3 separate regions of the Mus musculus genome follow, and all the other regions are linked to region 1. Evidence: chromatin loops called from intact Hi-C (ENCODE). Cell type or tissue: left cerebral cortex. All regions are shown on one strand.

The links. A loop is a pair of places that touch in the nucleus more often than their neighbours do. Peaks named below come from ENCODE experiments on the same cell type or tissue, not always from the same donor. Only the 100,000 strongest peaks of a DNase experiment are listed, where the experiment ranks them.
Region 2: a loop joins it to region 1, with 6 times the contacts of the local background. A loop is called at or near these places in 19 of 42 quality-filtered maps.
Region 3: it touches region 1 in a loop (2.4-fold over the local background); 4 of 42 quality-filtered maps call a loop at or near these places.

Annotation. Positions count from the first base shown.
Region 1 is chr1:78,213,214-78,221,213 of GRCm38, forward strand. Gm2102 (predicted gene 2102) reads right to left here and starts at 5,057. Exons shown (of 2, transcript NM_001378660.1): 1 at 4,979-5,057; 2 at 1,751-4,543. The coding sequence starts at 4,428. The coding sequence ends at 3,376. In left cerebral cortex, a CTCF peak has its summit at 4,214; DNase peaks (open chromatin) are centred at 2,810, 3,700 and 4,183; H3K4me3 peaks cover 1,410 bases.
Region 2 is chr1:78,415,068-78,423,067 of GRCm38, forward strand. It overlaps Sgpp2 (sphingosine-1-phosphate phosphatase 2), which reads left to right. Exons shown (of 5, transcript NM_001004173.2): 5 at 1,808-5,219. The coding sequence ends at 2,359. It also overlaps a transcript of Farsb not described here. Among named protein-coding and RNA genes, the nearest start is that of Gm51634, 62 kb to the left of the region's middle. In left cerebral cortex, a CTCF peak has its summit at 4,722 (motif pointing left); a DNase peak (open chromatin) is centred at 4,706.
Region 3 is chr1:78,450,524-78,458,523 of GRCm38, forward strand. It overlaps Farsb (phenylalanyl-tRNA synthetase, beta subunit), which reads right to left. Exons shown (of 17, transcript NM_011811.4): 15 at 4,231-4,348. Among named protein-coding and RNA genes, the nearest start is that of Farsb, 34 kb to the right of the region's middle. In left cerebral cortex, a CTCF peak has its summit at 4,358 (motif pointing left); DNase peaks (open chromatin) are centred at 738, 1,225 and 4,341.

The sequences.
Region 1 (8,000 bases):
GTAGTGTAGATGTTTAAGACGTATCTAATACAGGCATGATGGCACACACCTTTGATTCCAGCACTCAGGAAGCAGAGGTAGGTGGATTTCTGTGAGTTAGAGGCAAGGTCTAGGACAGCCAGGGATTCTAGACAAAGAAACCCTATCTCAAAAAAGACAACAACAAAACAAACAACACAAAAGGCATACATATTGGTTTGCACAGTGGAGATGAATTCTTGCTATACTAATTACAATCTCTGTAGTGAAGGTAAGGAAAGGGTCGATAAAAGATATATATGAGTATAAAAGTAACAAAGGATTCTGGGTGAATGGTTTAATCAAATCTGCAAAATGGAAGAGGAGCAGACAAATGTTTTGGTTTTTTTTTGTTTTGTTTTTTTGTTTGTTTGTTTTGTTTTGTTTTTTTTGGGGGGGGGTGGTTCAAGACAGGGTTTCTCTGTAGCCCTGGCTGTCCTGGAACTCACTTTGTAGACTAGGCTGGCCTGGAACTCAGAAATCTGCCTGCCTCTGCCTCACAAGTGCTGGAATTAAAGGCGTGTGCCACCACGCCCGGCTTGTTGTTTTTTGTTTGTTTGTTTGTTTGTTTTTATCACCTCATTTTACCAACCCTCTGCTTCTGGTAAGAAAGTTAAAAATTAGCAACCAAAGCAAGGTCAGCCAAGGTGGAAAAAAAAAATCTCTCTTTGGGCTGAGCTACAAATGGCATCTATTTGATTTTCAGCAATTCTAACTCAGTTTCCAAAAGAAATTTACATGTGCAATGCGGAGGGGGGGGGCAAAATGTGGCTCTTATTGTGAAGGAGGCAACTCCCAAGATGCACTTCTCCTGTATGAGAAACCGTTCAGCCCACATCGCTGGTTCGATTCTGTGGATCATAAGTGAGCTATAAGTAAGAAGCCAGCTGGTCTCCAAGTAACTCTAGGCAGACATGTAGGCTGCCAGTTGAGGGGAATGAAATGACAAACACATGTTTGTGTACAAATGGCCACACCCACAAAGCCAAGGTCTGTTACCAGTGTGCATGTGTCATGTATGTACATACACACACACATGTACGTGTGTGGATGCATTTTTGTCACAGTGATTGTAGACAGAATGTCTACACAGGAGGTAAGGGTGAATAAAACATAAAAGTAAATATGAAAGCAGCACGAGTTGTTTGGAGTACGTAAGTCACAACTCACCTCCGAAATATGACTCTTATTTGGGACAAGACACTGGTCACAGAAACCAACAGCAGTGTGATGTCAGAGTCTAGGTTTTGTGCCTGTTAAAGGGGACTAAACAGTTAGGGTGGCGTTCAGGAGAGTTCTTCAGGGGGTCTTATTAAAGCTCAGAAGCTAGATATGAGTCTCAATGGTTAAACTCATTGGAGGACCAAGGTTTAGAGTCCCAGTAAACTGTCACAGCCCCCATGCTTTCTCACACTTGGTCTGTAACTCCAGTTCCAGGGGATCCAAGGCCTCCTTCTGGCCTCCACAGGCACCAGGAAAACACACATTGCACAGACATACACTCACCCATACAGATAAAAAAAAAAAAAAAAAAGATGTCTTTTTTTAAAAAGCTCAGAAATACAAAAAATGCCCATCGTAACCAGCTACACTCTCATTTGTGAGTGATTTTTCTCTCCGATGCTCAATCAAAATCTGCAGTCGGGAATTTGGACGGAAACATGTCCCCAAGGAATAGGGGACTCTGCAAAGAGCTTCATCAGGAGATAAAAATGTACCAAAGCCCAGGATGTCTTATTTTCTATAAACACTTCCTGTTTTTATTAAGACAGCATAGACATATAACACACCATATTGTGGTTCCTAATATCGAAGCCATGCTACTTTTGATAACCAATAAATTAGCCCACTCATGTGATAGATATAAATGCTTCACTGGAGATAGTTAATACAGAGGCATCATGCAGGCTTCATAATACACGAGGAAGAACAGCACACCCCCAGGGGCATCAGTGACTTTTCTTTTCACAGCATGAAAACCATCTTTTCCCAATTTCCAAAAGGTGGAATGAGGCATTTGTTTTCACACAAAATACATTTTAGATCCATGGTTTTTTTCTTTTAAAAAGGCAATCCCATCAGGTGCTGTACACACTCACAAACCATTCCTTTAGTCTCAAAATCAGGTCGACATGTATTTTTTTTTCCTATTTAGTGTGGATATTCCAGTGATTCCGTGGCAACAGAAAGTTAAACTCAAAATATTCTAAATGTACATTATCTTGATAACCAGAGGCAGCAACACTTTCATTTTATCTTTGGGCGTTATTATATGTGTTTTCATGTAGTTGAAAGTTATTGTTTCACAGTATAAAATCTTGAATTACTAACACACCTTGATTTTCTGCTTACTGTTTTGAAATGTGTTTGGGTCAGAGGTAAGAGAGAAGTGACACCGCTCAAAACAACTTCTGGAGACCTTAATGTGCAAAACTTCCAGATTTATATATTCAAAAATAAATTATTTTTAGTGAAATTGGGGGTGGGGGAGTGTCACGGGAAAAGGGGAAGCTTATAGTTTATACTCTGAATAAATAGCTTTCAGTGTCTTCCAGGCGGGGGCAACAGTCAGTCAGTTTTGAGAGAAGGGAGGTCAGGCTCTTTAAGCTCCCTGAGTCGAGTCCGGTTACAGAAGATGAAAATGATTGCCTGGCAGTAACACTGTGAATAAAACAACCGCAAGCCTCCAGGAGATGGGACTTCTGGGCTTGGCTCCAGCCACCAGGCGGAAAGCAGCGGATCACCAGCGAGTGCGCGCTTGAGGGAGATCTGAGACTGCCCTGGACGCGCATGCCCGCTGAGCACCTGCCCAGCTCCGCACAGACGCCGGCTAGGGCAAGGTCTAGCCTGACGCTCAACTCTAGGCGCGTGGATACGGACTGTTCATCAGTCTCTGTCCTCCCGGGATCTCTGAGATTTGAGTTTACATCTTATTCATTTTTCCTTCAGAGGACTCAAGTCCATTCACAACTGTTGCGGAGAAGCGCGCGCGCGGTACTCCTAAATGAGCGCCCAAGTCCTAGGCTCCAGGAATCCGCTTTCTGCACATCCTCAGGCTATGGGGTAGGGACAGTCACACACTTTGGCCAGCGTGGGAGTGACGCATAAAGCAGAGGTTTGGGTAAACGGGATCCCCCCACACACCAGCATCCCTTTCTCTTCTGTTTCCCTCTCACCGAAGGTAAAGGAAATAGGGAACAGAAAGACCAAGAGGAGGGAAACTGAGGCTCCGCAGTGATTCAGTGGTCCGCGGTAACAGACGAAGTGGGGAGAAACCCCAGCTCACTGAATCCAAAACTGGATCCTATGGGGACGCTGAGAGTAGGCGACGCACCAGGAGCCGGGTGTGACTTTCCCCTACGTATCGCTCCTCCGGGCGCTGCCCAGAGCTGCGGCTGCCCGCGCCCTCGAACCACTGCCGCCGCTTCCAGCGGAGCCCGCGGCCGCCCCCTCGGGCCGGTACTTGAGCCAGCAGATGATCCAGGTGACCACCACGGAGAAGAGCGCTAAGATGCTAGCCACGGACAGGCAGATGGGTCCCACGGGCGAGGGCGAGGGCGATCCGGTAGCTGGGGCGGGGCCGGGGGACGAACCGCTGCTCGGGGATCCCCCACCCCCGCCGCCGCCGCTGCCGCTGCCGCCGCCGCCACCGCCACCGCCGTAGTGGTTGACGAAGATGAGACCGGTGAACAGCAGCACCACCATGGAGAGGAATGAGAAGACCACGCACACGCAGCCGGCGGTGAGCGCCGCCCGCTTGCAGTTCTGACAGCTCTCGTAGGCGCCCGGGGCGCGGAGACCAGGGCGGCCCCGAGATCCCGGGGCGGCGTCCTCGGCGGGTGGTGGCGCCGGCTGCGGCGGCTGCGGGGCGGGGATTGGCGGCGGGGCGGCGGTGGGCGCGGGGCGGCGGGAGGCCAGCGGCGGGAGGCGGTCCTGGGGCAGCGGATCTTGTGCGGCGCGCAGAGCCAGCGGGAAGGCCTCAGCGAGCTTGGTGTTGTTGGGCAGGCCGTGAACGCGGCTGTCCGGCAGCGGCGTGCGGTGGCGGCACACCGGGCACGCGATGGCGCCGGGCGGGCCGTGCCAGGGTGGCGGGCGCGGCGCGCGCTCAGGGACCGCGCTGGAGGCGGCGGCAGCGCGGAGCTGCAGCTGGCTCAAGCACTCCTGGCAGAAGGTGTGCAGGCATGCCAGCAGCTTGGGGGCGCGCCGGTCCGCGTCGAAGTAGTTATAGCAGATTTTGCACTCGTAGTCCTCGAGCGGAGGGAGGCTGGAGACGCTCGCAGCAGCGTCCCGGACTCCCGTGTCCCCGTCGTCGCGAGCTCCAGCCGCAGTACCCCCAACTCCGTCTCGGCTCCCGGGACTGCTGCTCCTGCTCTGGGTGCTGCCGCCGCTATCGTTCGCAGGCGCTGCCATGGCATGATACGCCCCTCATCGGGGGCTAGGTGAGGCACCGTCCTCCCCCTAAGCTGCCGCCCGGGCTCAGGGCGGGGAGGAGGCGCTTCTGCCTCCCCCCTCTGACTGCTGTCGCCTGGCAGGGGAGGTAATCGCTGGCTGCTGCGCCCCCGCCCGGCCCTCTGGTCCACCCACCCCACCCCACCCCACCCCAGTGCGGATGCTCTTAGTCCTTCCAAGTCCAGGGGGCCTGACTGAGGCACCCTTAATCCTCTCTACCTAGGTATCCTGACAACTTTCTGTATCCGTTTATGTTGGACTTAAAAATTGGGGTTCAGGTGGGCTTGGAAGTGTTGCAGGAACGTACTAGGGGGTGCGGCTGCTTTAGGCTGCTCCGTTTTGCCTGTACACACAGCCTCTAAAGATGGTGTGCTACTGGGACCTGCTTTTTCCTTTTTCCACTTCCTCAACATCACTCCTCCCACCCCTCCTTTTTATCTGATTTCTCCTTCCTTGTCTGGGGCTAGGTCCCAGGAGAAGTCTCCTCTCCCCCCTACCAGCAAGTGCTCACCGTGATGTAATGCAGGACCCGCGCAGGGAGGGGAAGCGGCGGCCTCGGCAGCCTGGCAGAGGCGGTTCCTTCCCCGACTGAAAATCGTGATCTCATGTCTCAGTCCAAGGGCGAAAGCCAATAATTCCCAAGCCATTTACGCTTTGCACTTTTATTAGCAGGGCCCAGGCGGCGGTGCAGGGCTCATCTCAGAGTGGAAGCAGAGAAGGGCATTTCCCCCCTTTGGAGGAAATTTGGGAACTGGATAATTCCCCTTTCTTCCTTGGAAATGTTGCTTCCTGAGTTTAAGGAGAGAAGACAGATTGGGAGCAGAGTCCAGCTGTTTTCCTGGCGATGACCACTGTAGATGCAGCTGTTTCTAGTACCAGGCGGTTACAGAGGCAGAGAGAGGGAGAGAAAGTAGTTGGCAAGGAAATTCACACACTGAAAAGCCCAGTTTCAACGCAGCTGCTAGCCTCGCCCATCTCCTCCTTCATGTGCCCACTTTAACTTTAATCATCAGGATGCAGAGAGCACAAAACTCTCGACCTAATGAAAACGCCAAGGTTTAGGGAATAGAAATCCACAGGGACAAGTCAACAAGATGTAGCTCAGTACAGTAAGGTACAGAAGGGTTTGGGTACAGCCTGCCTTGGTGATATTTAGATATTCTTAACTTCTCCTTTCCTGGTCTCTCCAGGTGCCCCCTCCTCTGCCCTGTGAGGAGGAAAATGGCCACTTGTCTCCCCAGTCGGTAAAGAAGGGGGAGAAAGATGGCTTTGTAAAATTTTTTTCTCTTCTCTTCCCTCTTCCTTCTTCCTGACCATAGGAACACTGCAACTTCTACCCTGTCTCTGAAGATCACACGTTTCCGTGGGAAATAGCTGAAACAAACAAACCAAATCATGATGACTGGGAAGCACAGTAAAGGGAGAGGACAGAAAGAAACCCTGGAAGAGTCAACAGGAGCCTGATGAAAAGGCTGGGGATGCAGCTTGATTGGTCATTTGGGAGAGTGCTGGCACACAACCCCAATGGCACCCCCAGCAGCCTGTAATTCGAGCATTTGGGAGGTGGAGGCAGGAGATTAGAGATTCAAAGCATCATCAGCTACATATGGAGTTTGGGGCCAGGTGTACATGAGAATGCCTCCAAACATAAAACAAAAGAAAATAAGTTTCTGGGGTGGGGGGATTCTAAACAACTATGACATTCCTGGAGCATTTGAAAATAAGTATATTTTTACTCTATGTGAATAGGGAGTGTACTATGTCTTAAATGTAAGGCCTTGTGTTAAACTTGTTTTAAAATGTTAACTTTCTAGTTTCCAGTTTTCTAATTATTATTTGGGGCAATATTGCTTTTAGATATCTGTGATGGGGACAGTAATGAGAGGTCAGGATCAGGGGACAAAAAGATTATCCCCTGGCTTTGAAAGGTTGCAGACTGACTCAAAGCTAACTGGAGCTTTAGAAGTCTTTCTGCTCCTCAGGTGTCTACTTTTCGCATGTGTGTCTCACACAGTTTCACACCGGGATCTTTAAGTTCTGATTAGGTGTGTGCTATGCTTACCACACTGCTCAGACCTTGAAAGAGTGTCTCAGGGAGGTGCACAGAAGCAAGAGGGCTAATTTGCATCTGTACAGCCCTCTTCACCCAGCCAGCATCATGCCGAAGGTGCACAATCCTTCACGTAAGAACCCCGAAGACCTGTGTGTTAGGACATAGGAACATAAGATGTGTTTGGGCAAAGCACATAAGCTTTGCAGCTATAGCCTGTCGTGATTTTCATCTTACACCAGGCTTTCTCACACCAGCGCTACTGACATTTTGGGCTGGATAAGTGTTTACTGCAGGTGCCATTCAATGATGACCAATGTGAAGTGGTGTCTTTGGCCATTACTCATTTGAAGTCAATAGTGAAGCATTCCAGCTGTGACCATCAAAACTTCCCCTCCACCACCAGAAACAAAGCATCCCTGGCTGATACAAAGACCACAGATTTGCTTTACTTGAGCTCTGAACCAGATCTTCCAGCTCTTATCCAATGTAAGCAAACAGCGTTGCCAAGGCATTTATCAGGCTGTGACCATGTCTCCTGTGTAGCTCATGATGATTTAGGTCCCAAAGTACGGAACAATCTTTGAAAGACACGGGTATAAGACTGGCCCATACTTTCTGTCAACAATTACAGGACTTTGGTTAACAATGACAGAATTTACTATGTTTGGATAGGTTTTTGGGGTTTGGTTTGTTTTGTTTTGGGCACGTATCCCAAACTATAACTCAGGCTGGCCTGGAACTCACTAGTGCCCAACACAGCAATCCTCCTGTTTCAGCCTCCCAAGTATTAGAATCACAGGCACAAACTACCACCCCCATTGTGATACCATTTTGATGGGAACACAGCATCCCAATTATTTTATATCTTCAGAAGAGATGTTCATCCTTAGGACTCATAAAGGTGTTGTGTAAGGACTTCCTTGGGTCAATGAGGAAGGTCTGTAACATCCAGAAAGTGTTTGGTAGGCCACAGGCACCTGACCTAAGGAACCATGAAGCCCAGTGCCAGCCATATTGTCTGCAAGAGTAAACATAAAAGTGTGGTCATGCTGGGACCTGGAATTTTCCTGGGAAGAAAACTGCTGAACTGGACCTTAAGTCATCACCAAATAGCTCAATATGCGTGCCAGCTTTTGAATTGGGTTTACCAGAATCCTGTTCATATCTTGAACATATCAAATACTATTATTTGCTGGATTATTTAATTTTTGAGGAACCAAGTAGATGGGAAACAACCATGGCCTCAAAAATCTCTTGTCCATGGTCTCTTCCATGCCCCCATAATGAATATTCTGGTTTCACAAGCCTCTGTCTTGACAAAGGATTTAGGGAAGCTGTTCTCAACCTGTGGGTCGAAACCCCTTTGGGGGTGTCACATATCAGATATCTTGCATATCAGATAATTACATTAGGATACCTAACAGTAGCAGGATTACGGTTATGAAGTAGCAAGGAACTAATTTTATAGTCGGGGGTCACC
Region 2 (8,000 bases), 200 kb after region 1:
ATAGAGCCCAAACTGGCCTTGAACTCACCATCCCCCTGCCTCCACTTCCCAAATGCTGAGACTCCCTACATGCGTCACCATGCATTCACCACCATGCCCAGCTAACAGGATGTTGTCTGAGGACTGGGTGGGGCACAGATTCTAGGAGATCCTCAGCACAGTCTAAGAAGGTAGGAGTTCAAAGTTAGGAGCCTCTCTAGGTCTCTGGGGGTCCCTTAAAATGCAGCAGCTAACACTTGGCAGTGTTAGATGGGACCAAAAGAGCCTGAAAGCATTTCCATTTTCATTTGTTTAAAGTATTTTCTTAGTTAAAAAATTGACAGTTATTGGCATAAGACTTTATGAATTTGGGACTGGTAAGATGGCTTAACGGGTAAAAGATGCCTGGTTAGCACCAAACCTGATGATCTGAGCTATTCCTAGCAACCACATGGTGGAAAGGACCCAACTCCCTTTGACGTCTACAGGCCCGCTGTCACATGCACACATGTGCACACACCATATAATGTAATCGTTCAAAGTTTTATGAAGTCTAGCACAACACATAAATTTTTTTTTTAATTTAAAATTCTTTTTTTTTTTTTTAAAGATTTATTTATTATTATATGTAAGTACACTGTAGCTGTCTTCAGACACACCAGAAGAGGGAGTCAGATCTTGTTACGGATGGTTGTGAGCCACCATGTGGTTGCTGGGATTTGAACTCTGGACCTTCAGAAGAGCAGTCAGGTGCTCTTACCCACTGAGCCATCTCACCAGCCCCCCACATAAATTTTTATAATCACCGTCTCAGTATGGAATAATCTCATTATCCCTAGACTGCATCATGACATCCTTTTTGGTCACACAGGATAAACCAAGTCCCCTAGGCAATGGCTGATAACTGTTCTCTGTCCCTGATGTTTTTGTCTTTTAGAGAAGGCCATATAAGTGGAACCAGGCAGTATGTAACCCTTGGAGCTTGGAGGCGTGTTCCAGTCAGAAGCATTTCCTGGAGGGTTTATCCATGTTGTACTATGCGTCCGTAGTTCATTGCTTTTTTTTTTTTTTTTTTTTAATTGCTGAAAAGTATTCCAGGACCTGACTGTGCCACAGAATTTTTTACCTTTTCATCCTGTCAGGAATCTGGGGTTGTCTCCAGTGTGGGGTGATTATTAATACAACTCCTATAAACATTCAAATACCAGGAGTCACAGAAACACCAGTTGTCATTTCTCCCCAATATGATTTGATTCTTCCATCTTCTTCTGAGTAAATAATAGAGTATCTGAAGTGCTGGAAAGCACAGTGCATTGTGATAGTGTTTCTGCTGTAAACTGCCCAGTTTCTTTACTTTCAGGAATGCACATCTCTCCTGTGGTATTTACTCTAGCCAAGTGGGTTGAAGGACCTAATGGGTCACCCATCTGGTAATGTTTACTATTCAGGGTGATTTTTTTTTGTTTTGTTTTGTTTTTTAACTCAGTAAAGAGTTTAGAGCCTTCACACTATCTGCCAAAAAAGGGTGGTGCCACCTGTAAAGACTATGACAATTCTTTGTGACATAAGGGGAATATAATAAGATTACATGGCAACGAAACTATCAACCACTCACTCAGAAAGAAATTCAGAAATTTCTTCTTGAAATACAGAAGTGCTCTTGTAAGAGAGTATGTGACACCATAGCATGGTGACTATGTATAGTATTTCCTATCTTCACTTTAAATTCTTAGATCTATACTTCCTTTGCATACATACTATAAAGTAAAACCATGTAGAGATTGCATTTCCCGTGCTAAGCAGGCATTTTTCTTTTCTCTCCTGGCAGGATATCCTGGGTGGCGTTCTGATCACTGCAGTCCTCATTGCTCTGACCTACCCTGCCTGGACCCTCATCGATTCCCTGGACTCTGCCAGCCCCCTCTTCCCTGTGTGTGTCATAGTTGTACCGTTCCTCTTGTGCTACAATTACCCTGTGTCTGACTACTACAGCCCGACCAGGGCAGACACCACCACCATCGTGGCTGCTGGGGCTGGAGTGACCCTGGGATTCTGGATCAACCATTTCTTCCAGCTCGTGTCCAAGCCCACCCCATCTCTTCCTGTCATTCAGAACATCCCACCCCTTACCACTGACATGCTGGTTTTAGGTCTGACCAAATTTATGGTGGGAATCATGTTGATCCTCTTGGTTCGCCAACTGGTGCAAAAGCTCTCCCTGCAAGTATTATTCTCATGGTTCAAGGTGGTTACTAGGAACAAGGAGGCCAGGCGAAGACTAGAGATTGAAGTCCCTTACAAGTTTGTTACCTACACATCTGTTGGCATCTGTGCCACAACCTTTGTGCCAATGTTGCACAGGTTTTTGGGATTGCTCTGAGCCCAAGACAGTTAGGAACTAGTCCGCTAATGCGAGATGCAAAATGGAGAACGCTGTCGATTCAGGTAATCTCAATGCCTCCTGTTTAAGGAAACCCTAAGTCATAGTTTTGTTTTGCTGATGTAACATAGATACGGCTGCTGTGGGATTCACCTGTAAGGACACCAGGCTCAAACCACAGCTGAGCTCTGCAAGATCACCCCTCCCCTTTCTGTTACATGGACTTGGGACACGGTCTTGGGTGGACAGGAATTGTGGCCCAGTTTGCAATGGTTACAAGCCCCACCAAGCTCCAGAGACCCAGTAGACTTGAGGTACTATGAAGGCAGGATAGTCTTTTCAGTTACAACCTTGCCTGATGCCGAGTCTCAATCCCCAAACTGGAGTTTGGTCTGGGAGTAAGGGTGGCACCATGGAAAATCTCAACTCATTGGACAGAATGGCTTCTTGTGCTGTCATCAGACTGGACTGTCCCTGAGTGGGTGGTGAGACCATTCTAAAATAAAGTTTCCTGTGAGGACACTGAAGATAGTAGCAGAGCCATGAGGCCACCGGAAGAGCTTGCTTTATTTACCAACTCATCTCCTCCAGGAACTATTAGTGAAGCAAGATGCTGATCTGCCTTGCAGACAGTCCACAGCATCCAGTGATTCGGTTTCCACACTAGTGTAAGCAACGCACGACGGGCTGCCAGCTCCTCACAGGTGGAAATGAGGACACGCTGCGACTCCTGCCCTCACCTGCCTCGCCTTCAACACCTTCAGTTGCTTGAGCTTCCACATAAGCCTGGAAGACACTGAATCAGCACAAGAATGGATGAGCTTCGTCCTCTGGAAGCCCTCACACACTGCCTCATCCCTGTGACTTTACCTTTCGTCATTGCTTGGCTACTTTGTATAAATGTCTTCAGTTATTCACCCTCTAGACAAAATCAGGGACTCCCTCTCAGTCTTCCCACTCCTTCTTACCTCTTTCTTGGCAAGATTTTTCAGTTAAGAACTTTAAGATGTTTAGACCTGAAGAATTTTAGCACAAGAAAAGCTGCAGCCTATTTGGAGAGAATAAGCGGGTTAACTGTAGCTCCTGTTAGCCCTAGAATGGTCCTCCTTATCTCCTTAGAGCTAAGAAGGTGTGCAGGACACCCACAGCAGAGACCTCCTTCCCTGGGCTCAGCACTTCGGAATAAGCACCAGATGCAATGACATCCCGAAGGGTTCGAGTAAGTGGTAGTCATTGGTCATTTGAGGGATGGTGTCAGTAAGCCAGTGCTTCACTATATGCTCGTACTGGACAAATCACCCTCTGACCCCCAAAAGAGCTAAGGCTCCAACTTTTGCATTCAGTGTAAACACCAAAGCCAAAATTTTCTCTGATTTTGAGTATGTCCCATGGTCTATGGTTGGAATGATGTTCTTTGGTACTGAATGTAGTGTTTTAATTCCTGAAGAATAATTCTTGGACTGGGCATGGTTTTAATCCTAGAATCAGAGGCAGGTAGATCTCTGAGTTTAAGGCCAGCCTGGTCTACAGAGTGAGTTTCAGGACAGCCAGGGCTACACAGAGAAACCCTGTCTTGAAAAACAAACAAAAAGAATAATTCTTAACAAAATGCCCATTTTTAACTTGACAATTCTTCTCTTCTTCGTCATAGTTAAGAACAGGAATGCAAAGGCCTAGCACTTGCCAGGTTTTGCTGACAGTATTTCAGCTCCGTGGCTGGGGAGCCTGGAGCCCTGGTTTACAGGTGTGCTTGCCTAGGCCAGCCTCCAGTTGTGCATGGCTGTTTCTGTTGTTTCTCCCCCAACCCCCAAGCTACCAAACTAGAGCTTGTAATGCTGGCTTATATTCACACAGGTGATTTTAGTTGGTTTGTCTGAAGCCTAATGACAAAAGGCTCAGCTTCTTCTACGTGTATCTGCAACAGAAGGGCTGTATGTATTGTCACAGCGGTGGATGTGGTGATTAGGAAGTTTAAGGCCCAACAACATGGAAGTTGACAACTGAGTGAATGCATTCGAGGCTGTGTTTACATAATTTAGATGGAGGATGAATATATTAGCCACACAACATTAAACAGTGTCCTAAGAATTTGTCATGACTGGTCACTCTTGGATGGACTTGATACAAGAAAAGGGAGGGAGAAAGTATTCACTGTAGATGCCAAGTTTAGTTTTGGATTCCTACAGTACTGATTTTAAATGCTATGGCTTGATCACATTTTGCCTTTGGTGAGCCTTCTCAATTCACCAAACTCACTTCTTACAGAGCAGCACCGGCATCCTAGTAAAGTCTCTCTTGGGTCTCTTTTCAAAACACTTTGTCAGTTTCTCTCTGGAGAGAGAGTGCCCCCTGCTGGCTTAGCTTGTCTTAGTCCAGAGGCCCTCTTGCACTGGGCTGGCCTGGTCACCAGAATGTGTCCCTGTTAAGTCTAGGCCTGTCCTATGCGGACACCAAAGCTTTTAGCTTCCTCTGGGAATCAGGAAGAATAACACATCCTTTTCTCATCTTGCTACTACTCTGGGCCAAGTCATCAATGTAGAACCGGCCTTCCAAGCCGCTGTCCATTTTGCTCAGACCTGTACCTTATGCTGGAAAAAGACATAGGCAAGACCCTTAACCTAATACCTTTCATGATAGCCACTAAAACCACTTGACACTGTGCCTGGTAACTTGGGTTTTCTTGCCGAAATACACAACTCATCTTCCCAGGATAATCACAGCATGTGGTATTTCAGACCACGTGTTTCAGGTTTCTATTTTGGAAGCTTTCAACTGTCTTGCTTATGCAGTGTATGTAAATTTATTCTTTTTTAAAATAAAATCTTTTTGTTTGAGTATGATTATTAAATGCTTTAAAATCTAATGTTTTGTTTCTGTGGATTTTTTTCTTCCTTTTTTTTCTTTTTCGAGACAAGGTCTCAGTCTGGGACCCAGGTTAGCCTTAGAGAACTAGAATGTTTTCGTAGATAAATGGCTGAGGTGTTTAAACACTCCTCGCACCCCCTCCACCCCAGTCAAGCTTGCCCAACTGTATGTGATGCTTTGTCTGGCTTTAAGCACCTTGATTCGCAATTCAAAGAAGATTGTTCTTAGATTCCCCAGTTATGTACAGGGTTAAGTGAGGCCACATTTATACTAAGAACTGTGTATACTGTCACTCGTGCGCTGGGCACCTAAGGGATGTCAAAGCTCTAGCCTTTTCTGTGGAGTTCTCCCAGGTCAGTGAAGACACAGGTTCATAAAATTTTAAGTCAGAGCTGAACCGCCAAGGCTGTGTGGAAAAGACCAGGCCATGGGAGGCAGCAGGACAAGTATCAATTTGGACATGAGAACAAGAGCAAGTGCAGTCTTTATAGAGGGCATTGCAGAAGCCAGGCTTGGAGGGGAGACCAGGTTGCCCAGGCAGTGGGGTGAGAAGGTACAAGAAGATACTCGGAATCTAGGGACCAGCTGGACAGAGGCACTGCCCGGGCTCTTACAGGGAAAAGCCAGAACAAACCTGCATGGTCACCATGTGAGAACTGGGTGATAGGTATGGTGTTCTCACAGGCTCCTGCCATCCTGATTCAAGTGTTTCAGTGTGCCCTGGATACCTTCACCCTTGCACCTCTGAACTGCCCGCTGCCGGGTTCCCTAGTTAGAAAACATGAACCTGTGCACACCACGATCCTTAGGCTTCTCCGATCCAGTCCTCAGACAACGCTTGTAAACTCTTTCACTGTGGACAGGGTTTCTTGTCTCCCCATGAACGGATCTATTTCTCCAGCACAAGGTTACACGGACCCAAGCCAAGCACGCTTCACTTTAGACAGGGTTCTCCTACAAACCACGTGTGTTTATTTTGCTTGTATGAGTGTGTATGATGGTGTGGGCACCTGACACACACATCTTCTATTGCTCTCCACGGTAAGTTTGAGAAAGTCTTCCTCTTAACCTGAAGCTCACTATTTTGACTGGACTGCCAGACCAGCAAGCCCCTTCCTTGGATCTTCCTGTCTCTGCCTCCTAGTACTGGGCTCACACACATGACATCATGTGCCACCTTTACCCGGGTTCTGGGAAGTCAAGTTCAGGTCCTCTAGCTTTCACAGTCACCCCTTAACCCAGTCAGCCATCTGCTCAGTGCTCTGCTCGTCTTGTAAACTTTCAGTATGCTTTGCTGTTCCAAAGTCATATGGCAATTCTTCCTTCCTCACAAACATAAGACTTTAATAAATTAGTTTGGTCTTACTATACATCCGTTGTTTCCATGAAGTGGTGCACACCTGTAGTACAGACTCACATACTTACATGCATACTAAGACGGGAGATGAATGTGGGCCATGCATAGAATGTTAAATTTTTAAAAACCATAGCCACATGAGACAAGGGAGCTATATGAAGCCAAAGACATTCCTCTTCCTTCTCCACGCCTGTCTATGTGGCATGCAAAAACAAACAAGAAATGCAACAGTGGCGCGCTAGGAGTTCCGGCTGCTGCCACTTTTTCCACACTCAACACATCTGCTAGCCTTCCTTTCTCCTCTTACTGTGTGACATCACGATTGCCTGGGGTGGGGCAAAGCCAGATTCTTCCCAGTGAAGGTATTCAAAGAAAGCCAAACCTTTTGGTAACAAGTCCAACTGGTCCTCTCTTCACTGAGGGTGGGGGTGGCAACCTGATGCTGCCTTAATACATGTACCTAAGAGGAGTTCATAATGTGCCCAGAGAGGATAGGGGACTCTGGTCTGCTGCTGTGTCACCTGGAAACCATATGGGTGGCCCTGAGGGAACAAATTATGCAGAGCCCACTAAACAAAGACCATCTTAACTCATCTCACTTCGACACTGATAAAGAGCTGTAGAAGGTTCTAGAAGATGAATGACATCCATTACACCCTATACAAACCCTAGCCCTGGGCTTCCTAGTGACCCATATACTCCAGAGTCTGTCGTCGTCGCGCCCCCCCCCCCCAGCAATCTTCCTACAGCAGTTTATTTGTGGGGTGCCTGTCTGCTTATCCTGCTTCAGGTGACTCCAAGTGCTCCTTCTATAAATGAGCATCCCAAAACTCACAGTTGAGATCTCTGATGGACCCACCCACCTCTGTCTAGGTGTGTACTCCCTATCTGCCCAGAACCCAGTGAGCAGTTTACCCAGACTTGCCTCTAACAGAACCATCTTGCCTTGGCTCTTAGGAAGGGCTTGTTTGAAGGGCCAGCATAGTGTCCTCCTTCTTGACAGAAAGTGGCAGCTTCTGGAATGTAAGTTCCTTTGCCACCAAGTGTGGTATCAAAAAGGCACATTGTATCCTTCCTGTCACTCTTCTGAAAGGGCTCATTTGCATGAAGGCCTCTGATTCCTCTCTGGGGCCCTGCCTTCTCACATTCGCTAACTGAGCTGTTTCAAAGGTTTTCTAACACACAACCACGCCTCAGTCCTAGCCTGGCTTCCTTAAACAGAAAAACACTTGACTAAGAGCACTGAAGCAGTCATAAGAGAGACCAAAAAAAAAAAAAACCCAGCACAGGACTTTGCTTGGCCAGACACAATTCCTCTCAGCCCATTGCTGGAGATGCTAATTCAACCGAGTCAGGCTGCCCACATCGCTGTTCTTTCTGCCTGCTGGAAATTCAAAGCCACACAGAGGATCTGAACTC
Region 3 (8,000 bases), 240 kb after region 1:
CGCCATAGTCTTATGCGTGCCCGTGTTTAATGTTCCGTAACCCGTGGCAGATAAGCACTGACATCGCATGTGTGCATGTGTGTACGGATAGTATGCTGAGGAACAACCCACACGAAGACCAACCGTTACGGTGTGTGGTGGCCATGATGCTGGAGGGAGGAAGAAGAAATACAACTCTGAAACAGACCTTGCAATTAAAGGCTTAAAACATAAATTCCTTATTTCCACATGCACTTAAGAAGGGTAAAAAGAAACAGACCGTCTTCTCGCTTACAGAGGCGTCTGGGACAAGGTGAGTGTTTGGGAACCATTTCTCTGTAACCTGGAGGCAGGGAAAATGGAGTTCAAAGCAGGAGCCGCTCTGGAAGATGGAGCAAGGTCTGAGGGAGTCAAAAGCTCAGAGTAGCTGAGCTTCGAGAAGAAAGGGAGGCTGTCTAGAGCTTATGTGAGAGCTCGAACCCAGTGCACTTAGTACAGCAGTGACCAAGTCCAAACCGTCTGAAACCATGCACGTGAGGCTGCTCCTTGGATGAGCGGGTTATGCTGATCTGCTCCTAATGACGTAAGCCCCCAACCCCTTTACAGAGCAAGCCAAGCTCACCCACATCCTTAAGTTCCTGTTCCTTTTAGACCTGCTCATCCTCGACCCAGAGATCCGCTTTCTTGCATTTCAGTGAGATTCGAGGCATAGTGGCAGCTTCCACAGCACTGAGGGAGGAACTGTGACTACAGGACTCAACTGTGTTTAAACCGTGGGAAGGCCTGATTGTGCAAACTGTGCTAGCTTTTCCAGACAGGCAGCCTTTTGCTCATCCCTGCAGTTTTCCTGGCTTTTAAAAATATTTTGTTTACGGTTTGGTCATTCCTGACATTGAAGTGAATGACGATTAACATCTGAAAGCAGCCAGTAACTTTCACAGCAGCCTTGCATGCTCGCCACAGCTACCCTCCCTGCTACAAAACTAAAAACTTACCCTAGGGCAGAGTCTGTACTCAGTTTCTTGTTCCAAAAACACATGCCACTCTGTCCACCAAAAGGGGTAAATCAGCTCAGGCCCCTGAGTCATGACTAATTGTTAAAAGTGTTACAGCAGCTTCGGAGCTTGAGGCTCAGCAAATGCAGTGGCTGCTCAGCCTCACACAAGCCAAACGTGCCTGATTTACAGTGAAGTCTTAATGCCTGAAAAGTGTGCCTGACTTGGTTTCAAAACTGCCAGCCTGACAGCCTCATTCATCACGATGGCCAGTGAGAGCAGTGCTCGTTAGAGTAAAATGTCTGATTAGGTCAAGCAGGGAAATGGGAGTAGTCTTTTGCTTGCTTTCAGAAAAACTTGGGTCAGACAGGAAAAGAAAGAAATTTAGATTCCATTCTTGTCTTCATTTTGGAAGCTATGTTTGCCAAACAGACACTCATATGAGGCTCAGGGGTGCTAGGATTTTCTCGGCATTACAGAATGAGTTACTGGCAGTCCTAGGTCCATTCTCTGCATTCCCAGGGTACTTTGCACATTCTCTCCACATGGAACATGGATACACGGGGTGGCCAGTGAGCCCCAGGGTTCTGCCAGCCCCTGCCTCCCTGGTCTTGGTAAGACAGGCACATGCTGCCAGGCTTGGTTTCTCACATGGGTGCTGAGAATCTGAACACAGCTCTACATGTAGATGTGGCAGGTGCCCTCTTAGACTTACAGTCCTTTCTAGTTTTCTATCACTGTGGTTAACTAGACCACCTGGTTCCTGCTTGCCACACATCACCATTTTTTTGAACCCCATAATTTTGGGACTGCTCACTAAAGAGATTTGGGAAATCTCATTATTAATTGGAAAATCCCTCTATCAGTTATTTTGGTAGTTTCAAAAAGTTTCATTTAGGAACATATGGCCAGGAGAGAGAGGACTTCTAATTTGTAAATGGTAAATTACTCAAAGAGAAATCTCTGTGATTTATTGATTGACTGACTGATTACTGCTATGCCAGTGTAGTTTTCACCCTGTAGACTCAGACAGAATTAATGCCAAGAACTCCCAGGGCAGGTAGCTTTGCATCCAATTTTGGTATTCCATGGCAGAATGCAGCAAAGCATTTCTTCCAGAGCTGGTACCACCCAGATCCACTTAGGTCTGAACATCATCTTTCCATCCTGGTGAGCTTTAGTATCAAGACCAAAAAGCATGCGGCTGCCCGAGGAGAAGGAGCAGTCTTTCACTATCAAGCCTGTGGGGCTTAAGGTAGCCTCGGGACTCTCCGGGTCCCCTTTCATTCTGACAGTGCTTAGCAGGCAGGCCTCTGCCCAGGCTCCCCGCCTACACTGCAACAGTGGCAATGGGATCGCCCAGTGCAAGGAGGTGACTGATTTTTACAAGTAAAGTCTTACATTTAAAAGTATGGTTTAGGTTTCTCATAAAGGGGAAAAAAACACAAAAGAAGAAAATCTAACAACACTAAGTCCCTTAAAGATTAGGATAAAAAAATCAAGGAGCATTGTCTCTGCAAAGCACAGTGACACTGTTGGCCACCCTGGTCTTTAAGCACTACAGCAGAAAATGGACATGACCCGAGCCAGCAGCATCTGGCCCTAGGACTGCCAACACCCTAACAAGAACAGGAGTCATCACTCACTATGTGGCTAAAACTTTCTAAATGCAGTTTCACTCCATCCTTACTGCAGCTAATGAAGCAAGTGCTGTCATTACCCCATTGTACAGATGAGAAGACAGTCAGAGTTCAAATAAACTGTGTACCATAGAAGCATAACTAAAACCCACGCCTTATGGATGTAGTCTGCAGAACCCAGACTCACTACTGCCTCCCTACAGATGCTGTAGACCCTTTCCTGTAGGCCAGATGACTTGGAGGGATCATCATGTACTTATTTAGAATACCGCCTCAGAAAAGTTCTTGTTATGAAATAAGATCCAGGCCTACCTAAACAGAAAACATACTCCATCTCAACAAAAGGAAACATGTTTTCAAGTCGTAACCTCAGTGAGTAATTTAACTTCCCTTCATTTTTCACATGCTATTGATATGATAGAAAATATTAAAGAAGCAGTACAAGCCAATGCAAGATAAAGTGGGATCAGAAGGAAACAACCATGGAGAAATCAATAGACAGCTTCAACTAGGACGGGCACAGCAAAGGGTCAGAGTTCTCCCCATGAGAAAAAGCACTACAGAAATGCAGATGTCTGAGCTAAAGAACAACAATTAAACCCAGCTCAGGTACAAGCACTGTAGGGCTGAAACACAACAGTGTACTGCTCCACGACTATAGCCAAACTCTACAGCAAATGTGGTACCGAAACCGTGCAGTTACCTTAATCCTGTACTTATAATTATGAGCACACCACAGAGGATCAAGACAATATGAAGGTCAGAGGATAAGTGTGGAAGGAAAGCGTCAACGTTCACAGATCAATGCCACACTGCACCCAGTATCTACACCAATGGAAAAACTGAGCAAATCCTCAACTCTTTACAGCTGACACTAAAAATGTTCTCTCGTTTTTAGTATAGATTTGTCACTTCAAAAAAAAAAATCCTACAAACTACAGCCTGGAGTTAAAAACCGCTCACAAGCATAAGCGCTGATGTATGAAATTAAAGGAAGGCTGCCAGCCACGTGGTCACTTGAGGCACTGATCACTGCGGGTCACAGCACTTACATGTCTAGACGAACAACTGAACTTGAGCTTGTCTTAGAAAGAGTCACTTCCAGGAAAACCAGGTTTCCAAAATTCCTAAATTTATATTTATTGAATGATCATGCATTCCAAGTGTTAGACAAAAAACCCTGCTATACTAAGCTAAGTACTGTGAACTTCCATACTTCAAAGGGGAAACGTATGAAACCTATTCCCAATCACTGTTGTCAGTCAAAGCCTGACCGCAGTACCAGGCCACAAATGTCCGGGTGCAGGAAAGGAAAGTTTCAGAATGCTCTGGGAGCCTTCCATTCTTCCTTCCTTCCCCCCGGCCCCCAAGGCTGGTACTGAGGTAAGCTCAGGGACCCATGCTTAGTTTGAGAATTACCAACTCAAGGATGCTCTGATAGTGATGTACTAACCCGCATGTACACTAAAGTACTCTGAGGAGGGTGGTAGCACTATGGAAGAAAGAAACCTGTCTGCGTGTACAGGAGTAAGCATGCTAACGTCTCTAAACAGAGCTGGAATTCACACAGTAGAACACATGCTTAAGTATGCAAATCAGAGGTGGCTCACTCTTACCTTTGCCAGAATCTTTTACTACAACGTCAGAGATTTCAAACAGTTTGAGAGGAAGGGGCATCTTCCGGTTTGCTGCAATGGTCTTTAGAAGGCCAGGAAGAAGGGTAGTGCGCGCCACCTACAGGAAAAGATGGGAATTCACACTGACTCAAGAACTGGCAAACTCAGGAGTAAAGGAGACAAAGCCGGCCAGCTTCCTGACTTCAAGGAAAACTTTTGGAAAGGGCGATATCTTTTTATTTTTAAATTCTCAAGTCCAGGTCACTAAAAGAACTGAAAATATTTTCCATTCCAAATTGACAAAATAAACACCAATAAATATAATTTATACAGTGAGAAGCAAATATAATGATTACTCCTATCTAAAGATTAGCTATTCCATTATAATTTTTAAAACTAAACTAGGTTTTCAAAGTTGCACATATGCAAATTTTTATATTCTGCCTCCTTTCACAAAGTAATTGAAATAGCCCAGGCTGGACTCCCAAATGCTCACATTTAACCTATACTTGGTTCTTACATGCTTTGAGCTAGCTTGCTCAATCCCTCTTACCTGAATTTTCCACCTTATAATTGACTTTTACTTACTATTCTCTGCTTTCTCATCCATTTATAGTAACTGTAAGATAGATAGATAGACAGACAGACAGATTGATCGATCTAGTTTTCTGATCCTAACAGTGAAAATTGTGAGTTCAAGGCTAGCTTGGGTAACATCATTTAAAGATAGTCTGAGGGGCCACCAAGATCCTGTGTCTCTAGCCCACCATGGGGTCCACATAGAACCCAGGCACTTGGGAAGCTGAGGCAAGAAGAAGACTGTCACGTGCTCACAATCAGTCTGGGAGATACAGTGAGTACCAGGCCAGCAAGACTATCTCTCAAACAAAGAAGCAAAGTGGTTTCTTCGTATTTAGCTGTTAAATCTGCTTTTTAGTTCTTGCCCTCTAGTTCCCTCCTTTCTACAGAGGATGTTCCAAGATGCTCTAGCAGTACTGGAAACCAATCTCCATACAGCCGTAACTATGATAACAGTGTATGCCCTGGGCACAGAAGAGATCAGTTATGACGACTAATAACACACTGTAATAAATGTTAGTCAACACAATCTCTTTTCAAGATACCTTATATTACTATAGAGCTTAGTGATCTTATATTGTTTTGGGGGTCTTGGGTTTTTTACCCCGTAAATTAGACATTTTCGCCTTTTAAAGGTTACTGTTTGGCCTATCAACCATGTGGGTTCCAGGGATCAAATTCAGGTTGTGAGTCTTGCTAGTAACCATCCACTGAGCCATCTTGCATCTCAAGTACATCTCTAACTCGATGTACTAACTAAGTGACTTAGGGTTTCTATTGATGTGATAAACACTATGACCAAAGCAACTTGGGAAGAAAAGCATTTATTTCATTTTACTGTTCCAGTTAACAGCCCATTGTTGAGGGAAGTCAACACTTTAATTCAAGCAGAACAGGAACCTAGACTCAGGAACTGAAGCAGAAGCCATAGATGAGTGCTGCTCACTAGCTTGTTCCTTAGGGCTAGCTCATGTCTTTTTAGAGCACCTAGAACCACCAGCCCAGGGGTGGCACCACCCATGGTGAACTGGGCCTTCCTCTATCAATTGTCAAGAGAAAGCACCATAGGCTTTTCCACGGGCCAATCTGCAATCTGATGGGGCCATTTTCTTCATTGAAGATCCAAAGCAAAAACAAAAAAGCTCTAAACTAGTTTCTAAGTTTGTCATTCTCCTTAGTATAGTGATAATATCCACACTTATCAATGTTTTTAATACACATAACTCTTATTTGCTTAGTTCAAATTCATCAGCAACAGAAAAATTTAAAACCTGAATCTGGTCAAACTTTCAGCTCTAATTTATGAGAAATATAGGCGAGCACTAGGATATATTCAGCAAAATCCTAAATGTGGATTTTGCTTGCAGAACAAAGGGCCCATATTTTTAAACAAAGTTAAAGAAAGGAATTGCGTCAGAAAGATGACAAGGTGTGGAGCGAATGATGGACTAATAACCTACAGACTACGCTGGAGCAATCAGTCAACTCTAATGTACAACCTCAAGGGAATCCCAACTGAAAAGAGACAGCTAGGAAGTCTTACACAGTGACAGCCATTTGAAGACCTACTAATATTACTGTTAACCTGGGGACAAGTGAGAATACTACATAATCTTGTTTGTAATAATTGCAATAAAAATTTACATGCTTTTACTTGCATATAGTATTTTTCTTCTCCTGCCCATTCTATAAAACATCCATTGTCAGAGAAGAACACAAAGTTAAGAATTACACAGAAAAAGAACATGCTTGTACCCAAATTATAAGCCACTTTCCATTTAACTTAACCATAAATAAGTACAAACCTGCACTCTGTTAGGTAAAGCAGGGGTAATGCAGAAGCTGCCCACTCTAAAGGACTCGAGCATGTTAAGCCACATGTATGTACAGCGAGCATGTACTCGAGCATGTTAAGCCACATGTATGTACAGCGGCCGCTGAGGCACTTCTGATCTGCTTGCCCTCAGTTTATATAAAGTGGAGCAGGCAGCGTACAAACTCAGAGAAATATAACAGTTATAGAAATCTTGAGAAATAAAAAGTTTGTGTCACACTTGATAAATGAAACTGGGGTAGAGGGATGCGTTTAGCATCAACAAGTAAAAGTCCACTCCTATTCAATGAATAGTGCTATGAGTAAATATCAGTGTAACTCTTTTGCTACAGTAGGTCGTTCTATAAATAAAACTCAGAATTTTTAAGGGTAAACTTTTCCAGGTCCTGGAGGATTTTCTAAAACTAACCCAGCATGCATCTACCTTTTACACACATGAGAATCAAGTCCCATAGAGACTATCGCAGTTCTCTAGTGTCACCTTCCTAATCCCAGATCCTTTGGTTCTAAGATTTGTCAAACATGCAGGACTGCATACGCAAGAAAGCAAGCCAGAATTCACATACATAGGAAGACAGACAGTCAGCTATTAGCAAAGCTGCTATAACTTGAAATGGACGTCTACAGCTAACATCCTAGTCCATACTCTGAATCATTTAACACGATTGCTAGTGCAGGACCATTCCATTTAAGTCTTCCTAAACCCTGTAAGAAACCGCCAATAAACTCAAGAGGACAATGAAAGCCACAAAGAACAGTTGTTCGAAACTGGCAGGATGGCATATGGAGAGACACGGAGTGCATTTTAAATCCACCTACTACAAATGAATGGGAAAGAGAGGAAGCAGGAGTTTTAAGTAAATATCAATTATGACGTGAAAAACACAGGTAAGGGTGGCTAAGCCAGCAAGATGTAGCAACAAAGACTAGGCTGTGAGCAGGGGAAGGGGCAGGGGAGGGGGCTTTTGGAGGGCAAACCAGGAAAGGGGATAACATTTGAAATGTAAATGAAGATAATATCTGATAATAAAAGAGTAAGCTAAATGTGAGCACTTGGAAGTCCAGCCTGAGCTATACAATGAGTTCCAGGACAACCTGGGCTACAGTGAAAGACACCATCTCAAAGACAGAAATAATAATAATAATAAATATTATATATTTTTAAGGAAGCTAACTGCACTGTCTGGTTAATAATTAATAGTACATTTGCTTACCAAGCACACGGCTCTGGGTTCAATACTAATACATACACAGAGAGACAGAGGGGCAGGGGGACCAACTCCAAATTATCTAAGGAAAGTCCATTAAAATGTTCTAGGGATTCACCCCTGAGGTACAAGTGAGGAGAGCTTGCTCC